Regions from separate parts of the Homo sapiens genome. Here region 2 is linked to region 1. A link is an interaction called in ENCODE POLR2A ChIA-PET data of the cell type or tissue named here. Cell type or tissue: endothelial cell of umbilical vein. All regions are shown on one strand. Region 1 overlaps PPM1L (protein phosphatase, Mg2+/Mn2+ dependent 1L). Region 2 overlaps LOC124906300 (a long non-coding RNA gene).

The links. Peaks named below come from ENCODE experiments on the same cell type or tissue, not always from the same donor. Only the 100,000 strongest peaks of a DNase experiment are listed, where the experiment ranks them.
Region 2: POLR2A ChIA-PET joins it to region 1 with 5 read pairs; 2 of 35 experiments call an interaction of 5 or more read pairs at or near these places.

What each region holds. Positions count from the first base shown.
Region 1 is chr3:161,068,147-161,072,146 of GRCh38, forward strand. It overlaps PPM1L (protein phosphatase, Mg2+/Mn2+ dependent 1L), which reads left to right. Exons shown (of 4, transcript NM_139245.4): 4 at 665-4,000. The coding sequence ends at 1,011. Among named protein-coding and RNA genes, the nearest start is that of B3GALNT1, 35 kb to the right of the region's middle. RefSeq lists an enhancer at 1,550-1,599. In endothelial cell of umbilical vein, no CTCF peak of the experiment used is centred here; a DNase peak (open chromatin) is centred at 1,895; H3K27ac peaks cover 2,274 bases.
Region 2 is chr3:161,169,579-161,173,578 of GRCh38, forward strand. The region is part of intron 1 of LOC124906300 (a long non-coding RNA gene); the gene reads left to right. It overlaps LOC105374186 (a long non-coding RNA gene), which reads right to left. Exons shown (of 5, transcript XR_007096149.1): 5 at 3,910-3,990. Among named protein-coding and RNA genes, the nearest start is that of NMD3, 50 kb to the right of the region's middle. In endothelial cell of umbilical vein, CTCF peaks have their summits at 2,269 (motif pointing left) and 2,477; DNase peaks (open chromatin) are centred at 1,713, 2,193 and 2,323.

The sequences.
Region 1 (4,000 bases):
TTATGTGGAATAAGACCTTCATTTCTCAACAACCCAATAAAATAGATACTGTCTCTATTTTGTAGCCAGGGAGACTGAGGATCAGAGAAAGAGTTTCTCATCCAAAGTGAGACATGGTTAGAAGAGACAGAGCCAGGAATCACATTCAAGTAGTCTGACCTGAGCCTTTAATGACTATACTAGTGTGTGCTTTTTCTTAATCTTGATCCTATTTGGGGGGACAGAGCTGTTTTGAGACCTATATAGGCACACTTATGAGTGGCCTCAGGCCAAATGATATATACGGTGCCTGTTCACCTGCCTTTCAGCATTCCTTTGCCACTCTCCTCAAATCCCTACCCTCATGCTCTCTACTGTCAATCACTGAGCCACCACGGTGTTAAGTTAAAAACCAATGCCCTCCCCCATATGTATCCGCCACCTTCAGTACTCTTATTGATATATTATTGAAATCCTTCAAGATGCCAGGATGAGGGTATGAGGATCAACTGGTAGAGTATAAAACCCCAGGCCATGCAGTGGGTCCCAGGAGTGATGGGGTTAAGGGGAGTGCCCACAGCCCAGTTCACATGAAGTAGGTCACCCTGTTGCGCACGTACCTAGACTATCCCAGGTAAGTGAGATATCAGCTGGTCAAACTAATGGGCTCATCCTGTCTTTCTAGGTGGTTTCATCAGTTTCAATGGCTCCTGGAGGGTCCAGGGAATCCTGGCCATGTCTCGGTCCCTGGGGGATTATCCGCTGAAAAATCTCAACGTGGTCATCCCAGACCCAGACATCCTGACCTTTGACCTGGACAAGCTTCAGCCTGAGTTCATGATCTTGGCATCAGATGGTCTCTGGGATGCTTTCAGCAATGAAGAAGCAGTTCGATTCATCAAGGAGCGCTTGGATGAACCTCACTTTGGGGCCAAGAGCATAGTTTTACAGTCATTTTACAGAGGCTGCCCTGACAATATAACAGTCATGGTGGTGAAGTTCAGAAATAGCAGCAAAACAGAAGAGCAGTGAACCCTTCAGGGGTCTCAGCTGCCTTAGACTAAAGGACTTTCAACACACTGGTCTCTTTTAATTTAGTGAAAAGTGTGGGAGTTGTAATTAGGATCATCCACCCCAGACATGGAATCCCCCCTCCCTGGTGGTCTTAGGTCTATAATCAGTGACGAACAGAGGGTGCCCTTGGCCAATGTAGTTAAGAAACTGGAAAATGGTTTCTTCATGTTTTCCCAACTCTTTCATCCAGTGTCCAAAATATATAAGTAAATAGCTGTAGAGTCACATATATGAAGTGAATAGCATATGTGTCATTTAGTCTCCCTGAAGATTCTTTTCAAGATCCTGTTCAGGGTCCTCCAGGCATCAGCTGTTGTGTCCTCTCTTTGTAACAGTGGACAGGACAGACCACCCAGTGCTGCAGGAGACAGGCCACTGCGTCACCTGTGAGTGGTCAGGGGCTGATGTGGCAACACCCTCTGCCAAGAGACAGAGCTGTCCTGAGAATGCTTTGTCCTTCTGAGCCCATGTTTTCTGCTCAGTAGCAGCTTGGAAGCAGATTTGGAATGGTTTACTATTTTGGCTGCTCTTGGGGACTGCGAGAAGCAGAGAGAATGAGAGACCAGTGGCAACTGCCTGCACAGCAGAGATAACCCTCTTCCCTTGCTTCCTTTAATAGTTAAATAGACTTTGTATACCACCTGACCAGCCTTTGTGCATTTATCCTAATCATGCATGACCGTTAACCTTTTGCTTAGTCCTTACCATATGTAATAGGCAGCTGTTAAATTCACCAACAGATACCCTGATTTTTCATCTTACGTGACCAAGAAACCACGTTAGGGGAAATGAAAAAAGCAAGCCACAATACCATGATTCCTTCCATTTTCAACAGTAGATGAAGGAAATGATACTGAATGAGTCACAGTGTTCCCTGGCAAGTAAGCTGTTTGCATTGAGAAAGGAGTGAGCTGGTGAGGTTACCACCCTGAATTGAGCTCCAGCTGCCAGTTTTTGTGTTTTTCCTTGCCCCTTTCCAAGTGGTTTTCAAGTGTCAGGCAGTGTTCTGAGAAGCAGCAGCCTATAACTGTATGTGTGTTCCTTGAAGCCAGGTGCAGAGTTCCCAGCTACTGCAGCTTGGGATTTGGTGGGAAACTACTGGGATAAGCTTCTCCTTGACAATGGAAAGGCAGCAGTCTTCAACATTTGGTTGCAAATCTCCATCCACATCAGGGAGCTTTCCCCAGGCAAATACAAACCGCCCCGTGGCCTGCAGGCCTGCAGGGGAGGCAGCAAAGGGACCTGGCAGTTGCAACACAGTAAGTCAGGAATTCAAGCGTGAACCCATATTGATAAGTGGGCCAGAATTATTTAGGGGCCTGGCTTGCTGCTCTCCATTTCCTGTATCGCTAATTTATCATTTTTCCAACCTTGGTATTTTATATTATTTAGAGAAAATGCTGGGTCACTCTCTTTGCCTAAGGTGACTCAAACAGCCAAACGAAACTTCCGTTGCCTCCCAGCCCTCTGTATCCACCTGGTTTTGTTCTTTCCCTGTGAGCATTTGTGGTTATAGCTTCCCATATGCCACATTCACCGGCCACCTCCTCGCCGTGGAACCCTGCCCTCTCCCCTCCTGCTGCTGTAGAGTTTTCCCAAAGCAGTGTCCAGGAGAGAATTTGAGAGAGTGAAGAAATTGCCTTGTAGATGTGGAGGGCTGCAATCTGTCTTGATTTCTCCAAGCACTTAACTTTCTTTGACTGCACTGAGAATTGCTAATGATTTCCCATGAGATTTGCTTACTTTTGTATACTGTATTTTCCAGCATTACAGAACCTTGGTTATTGTTTTTTAGCCATAGAATCTTCTAGTAAAAAATATCTGCCACCATTTTAGATTTAAGCATTTGCCTATGGGGAGACACTGAATATGTGGATGTGTGTATTAATATTTGGGGTGGGGACAGGGAAGGGAATGTGGAAAACAAATGCTGGCTGTGAGCAGTGCTGAGATGGCCAGGCCAGGCGGCTGAGTTTGCTTGGAAATTCAGGACATTCTGACTCCTAAGAGTTGCCCCCACCCACCATCAAACTGAAATCAGCACCAATGGTGTCAGCACTTTACAGCCCATAGCCAACTTTCTTTATTTTTAACGTAGCACAAAAATGTATAATAGCAAGGAAAAGACATTTTTAAATTCCGGTTATTTTTATTGTCTAAAATGAAAGCAACAGTGTTTTGATAAAGATGAAAAAGAAAAGCTACTAAATTAGTAAATCAGTGGTTACGTGCCCTGCAGAATTTCTTAACAGATGGTGCTGAGTGCACGAGTTACATAACTTTCTCTCTAATTGAGGTTCACAAGGCGTCTTCTAAATTTTGCTTTGTACAATTAATTCATTTCTGATGTTAACCAAATAGAGTGTATATATCCTACTCCCATTACTGCCTCTTTCCCCCCTACTATGGCTTGTAGATTTTCAAAAGATAGAAGTTCTAGGCAAAACTGTAGCAGTTTCATTAATAGTTGTTAGGATAGTTATATCTAAAATCAGAGTATTTTGTTCCCTTCCTTCTGGAGCTCTCTCTCCCTAGCCCTTTTCCAGCTGTTGGGGATGTGCAGACATCACTCCTGGGGGTGCCCTATGGTACACTGGCTGCTCCCCAGGGACCTGGGAATGCTGAATCTAGCCATTAGGGAAATTGATTTGAGATGTTTGCATGTGAAGCTTCCCTAAGCAGCACTGCCAAAGCTTTGGAATTGTCACCCAAGGCTTCCTAGACTCCCTAGCTAGCTCGAGTTCGAATTGCCAATAGTCCCCATGGTGCCAAATTTTGGGATGGTTTTACAGTCTTTTAGAAATGAAGACAGGAATGGCCATGTGCTTCTGAGACCCCAGCACGATGCCAGGCCCAGGTCTCCATTAATGCAGTGCTCTGCTGCTGCTCCACTGGCAATTTGTACTCTTAACATAGGTTGGGGGAGGGACAGCTAGGGAAATTTTTT
Region 2 (4,000 bases), 100 kb after region 1:
TGAATTGGATGTGGTGAAGGGGCTGGAGCTCCTATCCTCCTTCAGAAGCAAGGCAGATCAGTGAATCCGCATAAGGGTATTAATGGTCTGAATTAGGAGAAAAGCCATGAAAATGAGTGGACACAAATAACCATTATATTTAACAAAGATAGTATAGCTTTGCTGTGGAATGTGTGAATAATAATCAGAGTTTAAAATGTTGGCAAAATGTTAAATACTTCTAGTAAAATGCAGCATGGTTTTTAAATAGTTAATTTTAAATAGTTAATTTTTAAGTGGAGGAAGGAAGAAGAATATGAAGATGGGGAAGTGTTAAGTTTGTTATTTTTAAAAATTTTTATTTTACTTTAAGTTCCGGGATACATGTGGCAGAACATGCAGGTTTGTTACATAGGTGAGCATGTACTATGGTGGTTTGCTGCACCTATCAACCTGTCACCTAGGTATTAAGCCCTACATGCATTCTGACGCTCTCCCTCCCCTCACCCCACCAACAAGCCCTGGTATGTGTTGTTCCCCTCCCTGTGTCCATGTGATCTCATTGTTCAGCTCCCACTTATGAGTGAGAACATGCAGTATTTGGTTTTCTGTTCCTGTGTTAGTTTGCTGAGGATGATGGCTTCCAGCTTCATGTCTCTGCAAAGGATATGATCCCATTCCTTTTTACGGCTCCATAGTATTCTATGGTGTATATGTACCACATTTTATTTATCCAGTCTATCATTGATAGGCATTTGGGTTGGTTCCATGTCTTTGCCTTTGCTATTGTGAATAGTGCTGCAATAAACATACATGTGCATGTATCTTTATAATAGAATGATTTATATTCCTTTGGGTGTATACCCAGTAATGGGATTGCTGGGTCAAGTTGGTTATTTTTAGTTTTTAAAAAAATGCTTTCTGTCAGCTCTGGAGGGCTGCTAGCCCACAGTCCAATAGTTAGGATGGATTCCTCTGCTAGGTCCAAGCTGTGTGTGATGGGGTGACACGGCTGGTCCCTCAGAGCAGGATGAGGAACAGTCCACTTAGGGATAGAGTTGGTGTGCAAAAAGAGGTGCTGTGTGGGTCCAGTGTAAGAGAAACAAATCTGAAATCTAGCATTGAAATGCTATTAAAAGAAGAGGCCCCATGGACTACTGTTTGGAAAATTCCATAAAACAATAGGGTCCCAGTTCTCTAGAAGATGGTGAAGACAGAAATTGGACTCAAGGGATGCTGAAAGGGGATTATGATATAGAGAAAGACAGTCCTATAAATCTGGAAATTGTTTTGTACAATTGTCATCTCCTGGATGATCTGGTCATGACCATCAGCCCCATTCACAGTCATGGAATATGTTCTTAGTGAGCCGTTACCAATTGCAAAGCACTGTTACAAACACCAAGGGGCCTACCATGCCACTGAAGGAGAAGGAGCTAACATTTTTTGAGGATCTCCTATATTCAAGGTACATTACTAGAGACCATGCAAATGTTATTTGATTTAATTTTTTTTAACATCTACAACTTTTTAAGCTTGGTCACAATTAGTAGGACTTTTTCTCTGTCCAAGCACAGTATTGGCCACTTCCTTACTTTGTGACTCTTGAATAAATTGTTTTTCCCCAGACACACAAAGGGGGCAACTACTTTCCTCCAGAGGTCAATAGTTGAGATGAGGGACTTGCTCTGTTGGCAAATCTGAAATCTCACCCAGCCAAGCTTCTGACTCATCTTTCCTGTCCTCAGTGCCTCCTGATCTGTGAGCTCTTGGTTCTGGCCCATCCCCAGGCCAGTGAGCTCACTCTAAACTGTTGCTGCTGCTTCTCCTCAGATAGCTACGTCCTTCTAACCGGAGCCTACAATCTATTTGGGGAGCTTTGGCTTCTAAAACTTCCCCTTCCAATGCATGGGAAGCACTTTTCATCACAAAAGACAATAATTTTGAAAAAACTAATAAATAAATAAATAAATAAATCCTCTGAAACACAGAATTTAAAAATGAAAAAATTTGTCTACTTTGGGTAAATGCTTCTTTACCATTAAGAGAGATTGTGTCTTAGATCTCCTAAGGTTAACACAAAAGATTATAAAAACTATTAAGGATTTGGAGTCATTATGTTCATTACTGTTTTTTAAAATTACATTTTAATTTTAGCATTGAATGCTTTGCTGCTATGAAAGATAATAGGATTAATACTGGGAGGTAGGGTGACCAACAATCCCAGTTTGCCTAGGAGTGAGGAGTACCTTGGGATTTGGGAATTTTTGCACTAAAACCAGTACAGTTGGTCCCCCTAGTGGAAAGCATCTTGGTATAGTTGCTAAGACTGTAGATTCTAACACCTTCATTTAAGGCTTTGCTCTTCAATGTACTACCTATTTATCATAAGCAATGTACTACCTATTTATTACAAGCAAATTACCTATTTTTATGTCTCTATTTTCTCTTCTGTAAAATGAGGATAAAACAGTAACTACCCCCAAAGAGTTGTTGTGAAATTGAATGAGTTACTATATGGAAATGTAGTGTGGCAGGACCCCACCAGGTTAGTTAAAGGTTTATGTCTACTGCTTGAATCCTGAAGGCTAGGCAATGAGCCAAGGTCTTGGTGCTCAGCAGAAGGGCAGGTGTCCTTGAGAACCCAAACATCCTGGAGCATAGCTGGAAACATAATAGTGGACAAAGAGCCAGAAAATTAACTTAAAAGCAGTTTAGAGAAGAGCAGTGGGGTAGATCTTGTAGTTGTCCTGCTGCTGCCCAGGAATGCCCTGTGTGTAAGTCCTGATTAACTCATCTGCTTACCAAGCCGGACTTGTCCAAGTCATTCTTTGGTCTCTCAACTATTTCCCACCACCCCACCCCACCCCACCCCACCCCTCCCACCCCAGGTTTTTCTTGTAACACAACAGTACCGACAATGTAATGAACACCAAATAAATGCCAGCTGTCATTGCTAAGTCCTACCCCTTTTCCCTGATTGTATTTGTTTATATATTTTTTTACTACCCCAGCTTTTGATCCTTCATTTTACATTTACATAGATTCATTGTTTACTACTTGCCCTTCAACTATGTCTTTTCCAATACTGAGTTTTCCAATCTTTAAAAAAAAGTTTAAAAGTTGCTACATAATATTTTGCATATTTATAGGGTAATAAGATAATATGTGATATTTTGTTATATATATAGAATGTGTAATGATCAAGTCAGGGTATTTATTTGACATGTCTATCACTTTGAGTATTTATCATTTCTATGTGTTGGGAACAATTCAAGTCCTCTCTTCCAGCTACTTTGAAATACAGAATATATTGTTGTTAACTGTAGTCACTCTACTCTACTGTTGACAATGGAACTTAAACTTTTTATTGGTGTGTTTGTAACCATTAACCCACCTCTCTTCATTCCCCTTCCCACCCACCCACTTTTCCCAGCCTCTAGCATCTATCATATGAGATCAACTTTTTTTATGAGATCAACTTTTTTTTATGAGATCAACTTTTTTTAGCTCCCATATATGAGTGAGAACATGCAATATTTGTCTTTCTGTGTCTGGCTTATTTCACTTATAATAATCTCCAGTTCCATCCATGTTGCCACAAATGAGTTTTAAAATCTTGATTCATTTCTTGGCTGGCTGAGTTTTATAATCAATTAAACTTTTCACAGAGAGCTCATAGGTGCTTCTATTAGTGTGCTGTAGCTGCTATTTTAAAAATGCCATCAGGCGCGGTGGCTCACACCAGTAATCCCAGCACTCTGGGAAGCCATAGGTGGGCGGATCACCTGAGGTTAGGAGTTCAAGACCAGGCTGACCAACATGGTGAAACCCTTTCTCTACAAAAAATACAAAAATTGCCTGGGCTTGATGGCGGGTGCCTCTAATTCCAGCTACTCGGGAGGCTGAGGCAGGAGAGTTGCTTGAACGTGGGAGAATCGCTTGAATGCAGGAGGCAGAGGTTGCAGTGAGCCGAGGTCGCGCCATTGCAGTGACAGTGCGAGACTCCATCTAAGAAACA